Linked DNA regions of Homo sapiens: region 1 is linked to region 2. A link is a contact called in ENCODE Hi-C or POLR2A ChIA-PET data. All regions are on one chromosome and are shown on one strand. The core of a region is the stretch at or near the end of the contact, and the rest is flanking DNA. Distances in the headings are between cores, read along the strand shown. Region 1 has its middle 37 kb from the start of SPTSSA. Region 2 overlaps LOC102724945 (a long non-coding RNA gene).

Evidence for each region. Hi-C counts contacts between places; a loop is a spot of excess contacts on that map. ChIA-PET counts read pairs that join two places held with the same protein, here RNA polymerase II (POLR2A). Pooled maps may share reads with other maps.
Region 1: a map of gastrocnemius medialis shows a loop between it and region 2 (6-fold over the local background). The contact joins two enhancer-like sites. A Hi-C loop is called at or near these places in 1 of 168 maps with a recorded cell type or tissue (gastrocnemius medialis) and 1 of 50 pooled maps. POLR2A ChIA-PET finds 5 or more read pairs at or near these places in 1 of 52 experiments (WTC11).

Annotation. Positions count from the first base shown.
Region 1 is chr14:34,496,239-34,502,978 of GRCh38, forward strand. No RefSeq gene overlaps it. Among named protein-coding and RNA genes, the nearest start is that of SPTSSA, 37 kb to the left of the region's middle. RefSeq lists enhancers at 1-238, 239-927, 298-1,497 and a silencer at 2,731-2,830. Within about 2 kb of position 1,398, at least 26 of the 41 ENCODE cell types and tissues checked have a DNase peak (open chromatin) inside an H3K27ac peak, as active enhancers do; they include gastrocnemius medialis, where a contact is called at or near this core.
Region 2 is chr14:34,129,594-34,136,468 of GRCh38, forward strand. The region is part of intron 2 of LOC102724945 (a long non-coding RNA gene); the gene reads right to left. Among named protein-coding and RNA genes, the nearest start is that of EGLN3-AS1, 93 kb to the left of the region's middle. Within about 2 kb of position 1,563, at least 6 of the 41 ENCODE cell types and tissues checked have a DNase peak (open chromatin) inside an H3K27ac peak, as active enhancers do; they include gastrocnemius medialis, where a contact is called at or near this core.

The DNA.
Region 1 (6,740 bases), core at 148-2,647, 370 kb after region 2:
AATCAGCAGTAGGAGGCCAAGGCAGGCCGATCACTTGAGGCCAGGAGTTGGAGACCAGCCTGGCCAACATGGAGAAAACCCGTCTCTACTAATAATACAAAAATTAGCCTGTGTGATGGCACGCACCTGTAACCCCAGCTACTCAGGAGGCTGAGGCAGGAGAATCACTTGAACCTGGGAGGCGGATGGTGCAGTGAGCCAAGATCAGGTGACTGCACTCCAGCCTGGACAACAGAGGGAAACTGTCTCAAAAACAAAACAAACAAACAAAAACACAAGAACAGGGGACAGGAAAAGCCACTTCGTTTGGGAGCCTTTAAAGTCATTAATGTTAGCTACTTCTACGTCAGCACAGAGGAATTACACACCAAGGTGGTCTAAGATGTTAAGAATTCATTTAAACATGAGATTACTTCTTTTGGATTCTGTAAGTGCTAATGTTGAGAAATTCATGACTATTGCTTACCTGTTTGCATTTTATTTAAGGATGTTCTGGAAGAGCATTATCACATTTTCCCATCAGAGCTTGTGCAAAGAGGAAGCATTAGTGCTTCCTCCATCACTAAAGGAGAGGCCTTGCTTTTGAAGGCGGGGCCAGAGATTCTGCAAGTAGCTCACAGCGTGGCTTAAGGCTCTGCGTGAAGGCTCAAGTTAGCCGATTTTGACACATATGCAAATGATTATTTGCTAATCAAGCAACAACCAGAGTCATTAGCGCCTTTACAGCCCTTGGGATTGTGAGGACAAGTTGGTCAGGAGACAGGTGGCGCTCACTACCCCCATCTTGGATCCGTTGAGAGTTGCAGATCAGTAAAAACTTGGGAGCAACCCCGATGACTCATCTCTGAGTTGTCTCAACAGTGTGTTCCGGGAACTGGTAGAACAAATGGAATCTTTCAAAGGCCCGGGTCGCAAGAAGCTCACAGCCCAGATACGTAAGCATTACGCACAATTCCATTACCCCTGCAAGGCAAGCAGCCCATGCCAGCAACAGAGGCCAACCAGCCACAGGCTTCACTCAGGCAGCTTTGGTTTCATCTACAGATCCTGCTTTATTGTAACATGAGCACTGATGAAAAATTGGTAGGACTGAGAAAGTTAAAACTCTGTGCTGCCCAGATTAGGATAACAGACACACATAAAGGCATCTACAAAATTAAGAAGAAAGCGTCTCTCCCAATGACACATTACAGCTGTAAAGTATTGTCTTCTTTGAATGACCACTGCTCTCTTACTGAAATCCTTTGTTCTTTGAAATCACAGAGTATCAGAAACTTTGCTGTATGAAATTCTATCAGTAAGAATGAAATATTCCACTCTTGGCCAGGTGACTCTAAGTCACCTTAATACAGAGAAGCAGCCTTAATTGACAACCCAAGTCTAAGGCTTCCGAATGGGGATCTGTGTACACAGCATTCCTCATCTAAACTTTGCAGTTTCCAAGGAAACAGCACTCTAAGGGCATTTTGCAGTTCAGGCCTGACATTGATTTTTTTACACAAGCCCTGTTTTGCTTTGAGTTGTCAAAACACTGCTTCATTGAAAGTTTATCTCCACCCTTCCCCCAAATCCTACATAAACTGTCCTTTGAGGGCAGGCGTGGTGGCTCATGCCTGTAATCCCAGCACTTTGGGAGGCTGAGGCAGGCGGATCACTTGAGGTCGGGAGTTCTAGACCAGCCTGGACCCGTCTCTACTAAAAATACAAAAATTAGCAAGGCGTGGTGGCAGGCGTCTGTTATCCCAGCTACTGGGAGGCTGAGGCAGGAGAATCATTTGAACCTGGGAAGCGGAGATTGGAGTGAGCCCAGATCATGCCACTGCACTCTAGCCTGGACAAGAGCAAAACTCCCTCTCAAAAAAAAATAAATAAATAAAATAAAACACACACACAGAAAAACAAACAAAAAACTGTCCTTTGGTCCTCTGGTGTACAGTCTACCTCATTGCAACGGGTTAATAAACCTGACTTTCTCAGATTCCAAGTCTGTGCCTGAATGGGCTAGGACTGCATCGCAATCTATGAGAACCCTGCTGGTCTCAAAAAGGCTACATAACAATCTGTTTAGTATAGTATTTGGGATATGACTATACAGGTGTTGCAGGGAAAAACATTTAGCAAATTTATGCCTGAGATTCAGTTTCTTAATAAATATAGTCATTTGTTAGCTTAAAACTTAATTCTGTCCTTGAATTATGATTATTAAAATGTGAAAATAGCATTTTAAGAGCCTTAAAGTCTGCTTTAAAAGAAAAGTAAGATATGGGACCAGGCATGGTGCCTCACACCTGTAATCCCAGCAGTTTGGGAAGCCCAGGTGGGAGGATTGCTTGAGCCCAGGAATTTGAGACCAGCCTGGGCAACATAGTGAACCCTTGTCTCTAAAAAAAAAAAAAAAATTGTTTTTTAATTAGCAAGGCATGGTGGGCACACCTATAGTCCCAGCTACTTGGGAAGCTGAGAGGGAGGATTGCTTGAGCCTGGGAGGTAGAGGCTGCAGTGAGCCATGACTGCACCACTGCACTCCAGCCTGCTCAACAGAGCAAGACTCTGTCTTGAAAATATATACACGGAAAATTTGCATTCAGAGAAAAAAAATTCTCAGAGTTTGGTCAAAGAAAGTTAGCCTCACAGGGCTGAATTCCTGGCCAATTCATACTAATCCTGTAAGACTTGGCTCAAACATTCTCTCTTCTTGAAAGCTGTCCCTAATCCTTCTCTTCTATACTCTGGTGGCACCTGCTGTTATATTTGTGCCATGGCACACGCCAACCACAATATTGGGGTTGTTGGTTTACCTGTTTTCCCTGTTCATCTCAACTCATTGAGAGCAGAGCCCCTGTCACTGATCTGTAAATTGCACCTGGCACACAGGAGGAACTCAATTCATGATGAATAGATGAAGCTGTGAATGGAGGGGAGGTTAGGAGCAAGAAAACCAGTTGGAAGATGGTTGTGATGGTCCACAAGGGATGAACATAACCTGGACACCGTGTTTGACTAGATGAAAAAGTAGATGAGTATGGAACATTATATTTTATTCTATTTTTATTATTTTTTGAGATGGAGTTTTGCTCTTGTTGCCCAGGCTGGAGTGCAGTGGCGTGATCTCAGCTCAATGCAACCTCCGCCTCCCGGGTTCAAGTGATTCTCCTGCCTCAGCCTCCTGAGTAGGTGGGATTAGAGGCGCCTGCCACCACGCCTGACTAATTTTTTTTTCTTTTTTTTTTTGAGCTAGAGTCTGACTCTGTCGCCCAGGCTGGAGTGAAGTGCAGCAGGCTGGTCTTGAACTCCTGACCACAGGTGATCCGCCCACCTCGGCCTCCCAAAGTGCTGGGATTACAGGCATGAGCCACTGCGTCTGGCCTAATTTTTGTATTTTTAGTAGAGACAGGGTTCCGCCATGCTGGCCAGGCTGGTCTTGAATTCCTGACATCAGGTGATCTGCCTGCCTTGGCCCCCCAAAGTGCTGGGATTACAGGTGTGAGCTACCGCGCCCAGCCTTGGAACATTTTAAAGGAAGAAGAGGCTGGGTGTGGTGGCTCACGCCTGTAATCCCAACTGGGAGGCCGAGGCTGGAGGATCACTTGAGGTCAAGAGTTCAAGATCAGCCTGGCCAATATGGTGAAGCCCTGTCTCCACTAAAAATACATAAATTACCCAGGAATGGTGGTGGATGCCTGTAATCCCAGCTAGTTGGGAGGCTGTTGCTAGAGAATCGCTTGAACCTAGGAGGCAGAGGTTGCAGTGAGCCAAGATCGCGCCACTGCACTCCAGCCTGGGCAACAGAGGGAAACTGTGTCTCAAAAATAGGTAAGTAAATAAATAAATAAAGGATTAAAGGAATAAATAAAATAAAGACTTGATGATTAAGTGAAAACAAGAAACAAAGAATAGAGAATCAAATAAATTTAAAATTTTTTAAACCTACACAGATAGGGAGTGGAAACTACAACTGGAATAGAGGAATCCTAAAGTAGCTAGTTCATGCATTTGAGATAAGATTTTGCGAGATCCTTGGAAAATCTATTATGCTTTTGGACATTCAAAATTAAAGTCAAGGCTCAAAATAGACTTGGGAGTCATTAACATTGAGGCTGAAACTTTTTTTAAAAAGTAGATGAACTCTCTGAAGAAGAGACTGTGTGTTGAGTACAAGGCTGAAACACTGAAACTTGGAAAATGCAAAGGTCTAAAGCAAAAAAGGAGGGAGGAAGAGGCAACAAAGATGAGTGTGTTCATGGAGAAACAGGGAAGTGCAACAACCCAGACACCAATGGAGAAGCGCTGCCTGCAGGGGAGGAGAGGAAAACCCAAGAGAATCACCTGAAAAACTATTCAAACTCAAAGTTCAGCAAGGTGCTAAGTTGCAAAGTACAGCAACCACTTACAACAATTGATGGCTTTCCTCCAACTATAGCCTATTACAAAATATAATGGACAGGCCGGGCGCAGTGGCTCACACCTGTAATCCCAGCACTTTGGGAGGCCAAGGCGGGTGGATTACCTGAGGTCAGGAGTTCGAGACCATCCTGACCAACAAAGTAAAACCCCGTCTCTACTAAAAATACAAAAATTAGCCAGGTGTGGTGGCAGTCTGTAGTCCCAGGTACTCAGGAGGCTGAGACAGGAGAATTGCTTGAACCCGGGAGGCGGAGGTTGCAGTGAGCACCATTGCACTCCAGCCTGGGCAACAGGAAAGACTCCGTCTCAAAAAAAAAAAAAAAAAAAAAAAAAAAAGAAAATATAATGGACAAAAGATCCCATTTGTAATGGCAAAAGCCAAAAGATAATAATGACAGATAAACTATAAAAATGTGTGGTACTTTTGAAAATATAATGGAAAAATTCTATTTTCAATAGTAAAAAAAAAAGAAAGAAAAGAAAGAAAGAAAGAAAAAGAGAAAGAAAGAAAAGAAAGAAAGGGAACGAAAGAGAAGAAAGAAAGGGAAGGAAAGGAAGAAAAGAAAGAAAGGGAAGGAAAGGAAGGAAGAAAGAATCCAGTCTGAGCAATATGGCAAGACCCAGTCTCTACAAAAAAAAATTTAAATTAGCTGGGTATGGTGGTGCATGCCTGTGGTTCCAGCTACTCAGGAGGCTGAGGTGAAAGAATTGCTTGATCCCAGGAGGTTGAGGCTGCAGCGAGCCACAATTATGCCACTGCCCTCCAGCCTGGGCAACAGAGCAAGACGCTGTCTTAAAAAAAAAAAAAAGGCTGGGTGCGGTGGATCATGCCTGTAATGCCAACTCTTTGGGAGGCCAAAGCAGGCAGATCAGCTGAGGTCAGGAATTCAAGACCAGCCTGGATAACATGGTGAAACCCCGTCTCTACTAAAAATACAAAAATTAGCCGGACATGGTAGTGCACACCTGTAATCCCAGCTACTCAGGAGGCTGAGGCAGGAGAATCGCTTGAATCTGGGAGGCAGAGGTTGCAATGAGCTGAGATCATGCCATTGCACCACAGCCTGGGTGACAAGAGCAAAACTCTATTAAAAAAAAAAACCCACCAAAAATAAAAAAGAAAATGTCAAACACCTAGGAATAAACTTGTATGGTACTTTTATGAATGTACTACAAAAACCAAAAGATGTAGATTTGAATAATGAGAGGACATAGCAGATGGAAAACATGATATTATGAAGATATCAGTGCTCTCCACATTTACACATTTAATGCAGTTTCAAGCCAAAATAAATTCCAAGTGGACCGAGGAGATATACGAAAAACAAAAACAGATAAAAGAAGTATAAAAGAAAAAAAATGGCAAGGAAAAATTTTCTAGGCATAATCCCAAAAGTAGGACCATTAAGAAAATGATAGCTAGATAAGATTCTGAACAAACCTGATTCCTAGAGCCCAAGGCCTAGAGCTCAGAGCTTTGCAATATCCTCCTCAGTCCATGAATTTGTGATAAGAACATTGCAATTTTTCCTTCCACGATATTTCTGCCCTGTACAGATGAATATTAGCTCAAGATATTTCTGTGCCCTTTATAGATGAGTCATCTGTAAGTATTCATCAAAGATATTCACATTCTCACTGTGGGTGAATCCACACTATAGAACCTCAGATTCTACAACCACTCTCAAGGCCTTATGATATAGCAAGCCCTCAGCTCTGGCGGAGAAATAGGATCAAGAGCAAAGATCATGCCATTCATATCTGGCACCAACAAGCCAAAAGCCAAAATTCCACACCATGAGTGTGCTTGGGACTGGGGTTGCTCTGGCCCTAGAAGTAGGTGAAACACACCCCACTTAACTAAAAGCAGTGACCAAAAGCCAGGAGGTAATAGGAGCAATTATCTGTATTAAGGAGAATATGCAAATGTTCTCCAGCTTACTTCTTTGACATGCTTTTTTAGAAAATTGTGCTCTACATTGGTTCTCAAACTTTAGCATACATCAGAATCACTGAAGGACTTGTTAAAAAGACTACTGGGGCCCACCCTAAATCACTCTGAATTTCTGAAACAATTGGCCTGGATCTGAACCAAGTCTGCATTTCTGACAAATTCCCAGTTGGTGCTGATTCTGCTGGTCTGGGGACCACACTTTAAGAACCACTGCACTACAATTGTGATATTGGGTGTGGACCTGAAAGAAAGGCAAAAAGGAAGCTCTTGATTCTGTTTGCTTTTGACGAAGAAGTCCTTGGAGAGAAGCATCTGGAGACTGAGACTACCCAGAGGGGTCAGACAGTCTTCCAGGGGCTATGCAACGGAATTCCTTTCTTAT
Region 2 (6,875 bases), core at 313-2,812:
GTGCTTTAGCAAGGGATGGTCCAAGCCAAGACATGACGTGCCTGGAGAAACAACCGAAGTTCCACCCCTAAACCAAAGATAAGTTATGCTACTTCCGCCAGTGCCCTCCTCCCAGCAGAAACCTGTTAGTTTGACAAAACAGAAACCCAGTCCAGGCCAAGGCCAACCTAGCTGCCTGTAAATGGGAAAGGAATCTATGGGTGGGGAAGGGAGGTGGCAGAGGGTTCATTTCAGGCTCCCATGAAAGAGAAAGCTGGTCTTTAGTGCCTTGGCCACCATTTCCACGCTGCCCTCAGCACATTCTGTTGCCCTAGCCTAGCCATTACAATTGCCCAGTGGCCTTTCTTGGGCTACAGATCTTTGCTTTGTTCAACTGAGGAAAGCAGAGACATTCAGTAACACAGAAAGTAACCCGACAGAGCTGGCTCAGAGCCTGGATCTGCTGACTTCTAGCCCCATGGTCTTCCCCAACAGAATGTAGATGACCCACCCTGTCTCTTCAGTCACAAAGGGCTCTATTGACAAAAATATCCCCAGGACCTCTGCGACGGCACTCAGTAATGTAATCATTTCTCTGAGTTGACTGAGATTCCAACTTCAAGGACACGTGACGAGGTGATGGCCAGTCACCTGACTGGTGATCCTTTCCTCTTTCTTTAGGAGTGAAATACAGGGGAGAGAGCACCTTCCCACTCAGTAGTGAAGCTGAAGCAAGAGGCCCAAAGTGACTGGGCTAAACGTCATGCAGCAGGAGGAGCTGGAGGTGAAAGAAGACACCCAGTGCACCCCCCTGTTCACAGCAAGTCTCATTTCTCACCCCTTCACCTTGCAGATGGTGAACACATATCTGCCAGCCCTGCGCCCAGCATCCCAGCCAAAGTGCTTTTCCCTCCCACTCCCTCACTCTATAGAGATGCACCATCCCAACCCTGCAAAGGGCCAGCCAGCTGATGCATTAAGTTCCAAGGGCAGGAGCCAGGCTTTTTAGATTCTTGCCTCCAGTAACATTACGTGACCTCAAAGTTTTAACTCAAATAGAAGTTTTTTCAGAAACAAGGCCTCACTCTCTGTCATCCAGGGTTCAGTCTGGAACTCCTGGGCTCAAGCAATCCTCCCGCCTCAGCCTCCTGAGCAGCTAGGACTACAGGCCTGTGCCACCATACCTGGCTAATTTTTGTATTTTTTGGTAGAGACGAGGTCTCAGCATGTTGCCCAGGCCAGTCTCAAACTCCTGGCCTCAAGTGATCCTCCCGCCTTGGCCTCCCAAAGTGCTGGGATTACAGGTATGAGCCACCGTGCCCGGCTCAAGTAAAAGTTTAAACCAGGGCTGAGGAGTTGCGGGGCAGGTAGGACAGGAGGCTGGCATCTCTTGGAAGTTGTACTGCCTCCCTGGGAGGAGGTCTTGTCGCTCACAGCTGCACAGGAGGCTCTGTCCGCAGGCCCAGAGCCCCTCCGGGTGTTTCTGTCCAGCACTAAGCTCCTTTGCCCCTAAGTATGACAGGTCACTGGAAGCCTCTTGAAACACTGAGCGAAATCTGCCGCCTGACACGTTCTCCCTGGCTAGTTGGCTGCTTTGCATGCCTATGGGGCAAGCAGGCTATTTTTGCGCGGATTTCATAACCCCCTTTGTAGCTGCTGTGGCTGCTGATTGCACATGTGTTTCCAGCTCCACTCCCGTGGTGAGAATGTTTACAGAAACAGGCGCGTTGTCAGAGAATGTAGAGAAAGCAGGATTGAGAGATTAAGAGCACAATTTCCATGTCTAGACATAGTTCACGCAGCCGGCATCTGCTCCAATCAGGGTCTCCAGAACTCAGCAACTTGTGCTGATCACTCTCTTAACCACTTATCCCATCTCTGAGAACTTGACTATGAAATCTTCCAAGGCAGTGACAAGGCGTGAGAGGGGCTCTCAGATGTCTTTCCTGAGGATAAATCCAGGATGGATTTCTGAGTGTTGTGATAGGAAAACGATCAAAGCATCAGAAAAATCTGCAAACATCTGCATACATTTTTCTTTTTGTGATCTTAAACTGCAAGCCCAATTCCAGCCTCTGTGACAGGCTGCCTCTTAGTGTCTGGACTGGTAGGGTCGTCTTTATCACTACGTTTGTTGCTTATTTATCGATCCCAGTCTGCTTTCTCCTTTGCTTACCTTCTCACTCTTGTCAACCCGGTGACGAGTCTGCTCACCTACTGTGCTTTTAATGTATCCTGTTGCTCCTCTTTCCCACCTTTAGACACTATGCCCAGGCTCTGTCAGACCCCACTGTTATATTCTGTTCAATTCAGCTTTCACTTTCAGCCCCACCATGTTAAACAATCCTTTCTGCCGATCCTTTTTTGAACCTTTGATTCTGTTTGTTTCATGCCCCTTTCGTCCTAATCTTCTCTCCTGGCTCCCATCATTTCTGGTGTTAGGATTGCCCATCATAAGCTACCTTGGGCAGGATCTGTATCTGACTTAGCCTTGTTTCCGTCACAGCCTTCTTGGAGGACGTTTTCAAGAACAGTAATACCAGCCACCCGTCAAGACCAATGTAGCGGGCACTGAACTAATGCTCCACATGCACTTTTCAATTTTCTCTTAATCCTCATAATAATCTGCTGAGGAGGTTGCCCAAGTTTACCCATAAAAAAGCTGGGGTCTAAAGGGGTAAAGTTGCTTGCCTAGTTCATCGGTGGCGGAAACAGGCTTCAAATTTAGGTCTGCTCGACTCTAGAGCCTGAACACCTAGGTATCACCCTCACCCTCTTGTGAATGTATATTGAAAGAATCTGGGATGAATAAATAAATACTCAAGGCCCACAGCTTTCCAGCCATTTTGCTTCTCACATATATGCTCTGGCTCTTTTCTAACTCTCAAGGAAAGCAGAACCCTGCAAAGAGATCTAGGATGTAAACTCAGAGACCAACCTCATTCTCCTTAATCCCACACCCATCTCCTGCCAGTCCACAGTCCTGGGGCCTGTTACCCAAGAGGACAGAGCTTCCGTGCTTTGGCAGGGGAATGTGATCTCAGTCCCTTTTTGGAGGCTACCCCTGGGGTGGATGGTGGGGTGATGTGAAAAGGCATGGAGGGCAACTCAGGAACAACCGCTGCTGTTGTCCTCCCAGCCCAAGCTGGCCCATGCGTAGCCTGGGGCCATGGCCCAGAATCAGCCTTGCTGCCTGGTTTCTCAGGGTCACTTCTATTCAGGAAGAATTTCCCCCAGGTCCTTCCAGGTGGTCGTGCCAGTGCCGGTCACTTCAGGGGAACAGAGATGCAAGACACGGAAAAGGGCTATAAAAGATGATGGGGTAAGTGTCCACAGCATCTCTCTCCCCCTGCTATTTGAGGAGAATGCTAAATGTCCACAATTTAACTCTTCCTACCCCTCCTAAAGAGGAAGTATTCTTACTTTCTAGAAAAGACGCGAAGTGGCCCAAACAATAAAAGAAATAACAGAGGAGGGAAGGGAAAAGAAAGCAGGGAGCTGTGGGTTGATAAGTGACCTAGATGGTTCACTGTGGCTTCCAGAGGCTGGAGGACGGAAAAGAGGAGACAAGTGAGATCTGCCCATGTGGCTTAGGAATTGGATCCTGTTTAATGAAGAGACTGTTGTAAATAATGAATTCTTTAAAAAAAAATTAGCTGTACTCTGCAGAACTGTGTTGCTTTAGATATGGTTCCATGCAAAAACTAAGTCACATGTTCATACTCTTCAAAAAATAGAGAAAGAAGTGTTTTGGACTCCTTGGTATCTTTAACGTAGGACAAGAATCATCACTTTGAAGTCATGGTTCGCAGGGTTGCTCTCTTGATTTCTTGATTCCTGGCTTCTTGCCCTTCCTCCTCCCTACATAGACTAAAAGTGGAGAAGGTAGTTCCTGGAGGACAGGAAGGGGTTTTGATGCACAGTTGTGAGCCCAAATAAGTGCAAAGTAAATAGTTATTAAGAATCCAAGTATCAAAAGTTTCATGTGTCATGAGCTCACAAAATTATGTCATGTAAAAGAAGGATATCATATAATCTCAATTTTCAAAAAAGAAAATATGTACACATACATGTAAAATATAACAGTGGAGTTCTGAGTGTACTTTTGTTTTCATTATATTTTATTTTTGTATTATCCAAATTTTTTATAAAAAAAAATGTAGTTTCCCCCAGAAAACACTTTTTATAAAGGCAAGAAAATTAAATTCTGATGCATTTGGATGATAGGATAGGTCTTTTCAAAAGAGAGGAATAGCCTGAACATAGACCTAAGATCCTCAGAACTCACCAGGGAAAAAAATACTGAAGAAACCACTCTTCTTATTCATGGCACCTTCCTGGTAATGATAGGACATTCCCTGCTGGTGGGTTAGCTGGTTTACAAAAGAGAGTGGATGCACTCTCCCTTTAGCAAAGAAAACATATTTATTGTTAATTACTTAGACCAACAAATGTCTTCAAACCTGAAGAAATACTCCTCTTTAGATCAAGTAGAGCAGTTTTCTTGTAACTTTCTTGATATTTGTCACTCTCCACTTTGTATTGCATCAATACAGAGGGAAAGACAAGACAACTGAAATTAAAGTGAAAAGATATACATTCAAAACCTGGCTGTACTACTTACTAGCTCAGAGACATCAAGCAAGTCATTTATCCTTTCCAAATCTCACATTACCTGCCATTCAAGGAATGCAATACAATAAGGGTAATTAAAGGGAAAGGAAGAAAAAAATCAGAACCAAGAAAAGGCAGAAAGAGCACATACACTCCTTACAAGGGTGGATATTGTTTTTATTTTTGAGCAACAGCTTTACTCTGCATTTCCGGACATCCATTTTTGTTGTTATCCAACATCTGCCCACCGATATTCCTTTTGAAGACTACCCCATTAATCTTGAGAGTGGCTGGTACTCCCTCTAAGACATCGAAAGGGACTAGCTTTCCAAACTGAAGCCTTTGGCTAATCAGAAACTTTTCCAGGACTTGAATGTAGAGTGACCCAACATCATGAAGGCAATTGCACGTCTTACTCAACCTGGCCCAGCAGCAAGAGAACCAGTTCCTGTGACCTCACTATCCAGAACTCTCTTGGTTCCTATGTGCTTCCCAGGCTTGGTTTTTGAGCATTCCATCTATTTTGTGAGCCTCGCTCTGATTGTGCAACATTCCTTGAATGGCAGGTAAAGCAAACTTTGGGAGGCTTTTGGGTTTGTTTGTTTTTTTTTAAGGAATTAAGTAACAACATTTTAATCAATAAATATGAACATGTGTTTGTTAACCAGTTATTATTTGGCAGAAAAAAAAAGTCATTTACAAAGAATGCAAAAGATAACACCACCTTGAAAACAAAGTGCCAAAAGTCTTTGCCATAAACATTTCCTCACTTATAGAACTAGAAGTAACAAACATTTATTCAGAATAAGGCTTGAAATAATCTAAAAAGTTCCAGATATATTTTAAAGCTGTAACAGATTATTTTGCATGTAATGCCAAAATAGATTATTTTGCACATAGTAGACTATCTGACAACCCAATGAATAAATGATTGAATAGATGAATTGTTGAACATCAGAGAAAGTGAATACTTATGTTCACATTATGGGCCAGGCCTATATTCAACTCTTGGTCTTCTCCTGCCTCACTGTCCCTTGCTCTTCCAAGGGCCTTGGACAGGGGACTTTCAGGTAGGGCTGGAATGGTAAGGTGTAAAGTGAAATTTGAAAAGGATAAATGACTTGTCCACTGCCCCTGAGCTAGTCAGTGGTACAGCTTGGTCCTGAATCATCCTTTCAACAAATTCCTCTTTTCTTTTTCTTTTTTTTTTTTTTTAGATCAAGTCTCACTCTATCGCCCAGGCTGGAGTGCAGTGGTGCGATCTTGGCTCACTGCAATCTCTCCCTGGTTCAAGCAATTCCCCTGCCTTAGCCTCCCGGGTAGCTGGGATTACCGACGCATGCCACCACACCCGGCTAATTTTTTTGTACTTTTAGTAGAGAAGGGGTTTCACCATATTGGCCAGACTGGTCTCGAACTCCTGACCTCAGGCTATCTGCCTGCCTTGGCCTCAAGGGCCTGTAATCCCCAAAGTGCTGGGATTACAGGCATGAGCCGCCACACCCTGCCACAAATTCCTCTTTTCTGACTGCAATAGCCAGAATCGATTTCTGTGGTATGCAAACTAGAACCTTGGAAAAAAATAGAAACATAAGTTACACAGTTCTCAAATCTGGAAAAAAAAAAAAAAAAAAAAAAAGGATATAGACCATTTCCTCACAAGAGACAATGCTTTTTTGGGACTAAATTCAAAAAGTAACTCTCAAGGGGGAAGACACATGGAGGAGAGCCTTAAGTCATTCAATAGATCATGTACTTATGATGACCAGATAGTCTTTAACCTGGTATTTTATGTCTTGTTAACCCCGGCCTTGTTCATAAAAGTATCTACTATAATTTTGCTGAAGGAAGGACTAAACGAATGAGGATGCTTTCTAGAAACTTTTCTCAGCTGACATTCTCAATTGGTGTTCAACCACCCTTATCTAGAGGAGACACAGGATTTCCATAACAATACCTAAGACCCTCTTCCTCCTCAGCTCCAACACCCACCTACAAGATTGGCAGATCCTACATAATTACCCACACAGTGAGCACTTTCTATTTCTCCTGATTCTTCATTCTTCTTCCCTACCAGCAAGTTTATATCCTGTCAGAAATTATTATTTGTGCTTCTCTTTCCTGCACCTAGTCCAAAGCCAAAGGTGAAAGGTGATGGGAGTGAGCAGGAGGTCATGGAGCTTATCCCTGAGGACCTACATGGAGGGCATCTTGGAAGTTCACCGAGAAGAGCCGGTGGGCAGGATCAGGCAAAGTAGGGCTGGGCCCTCTGCTCCCTCAGC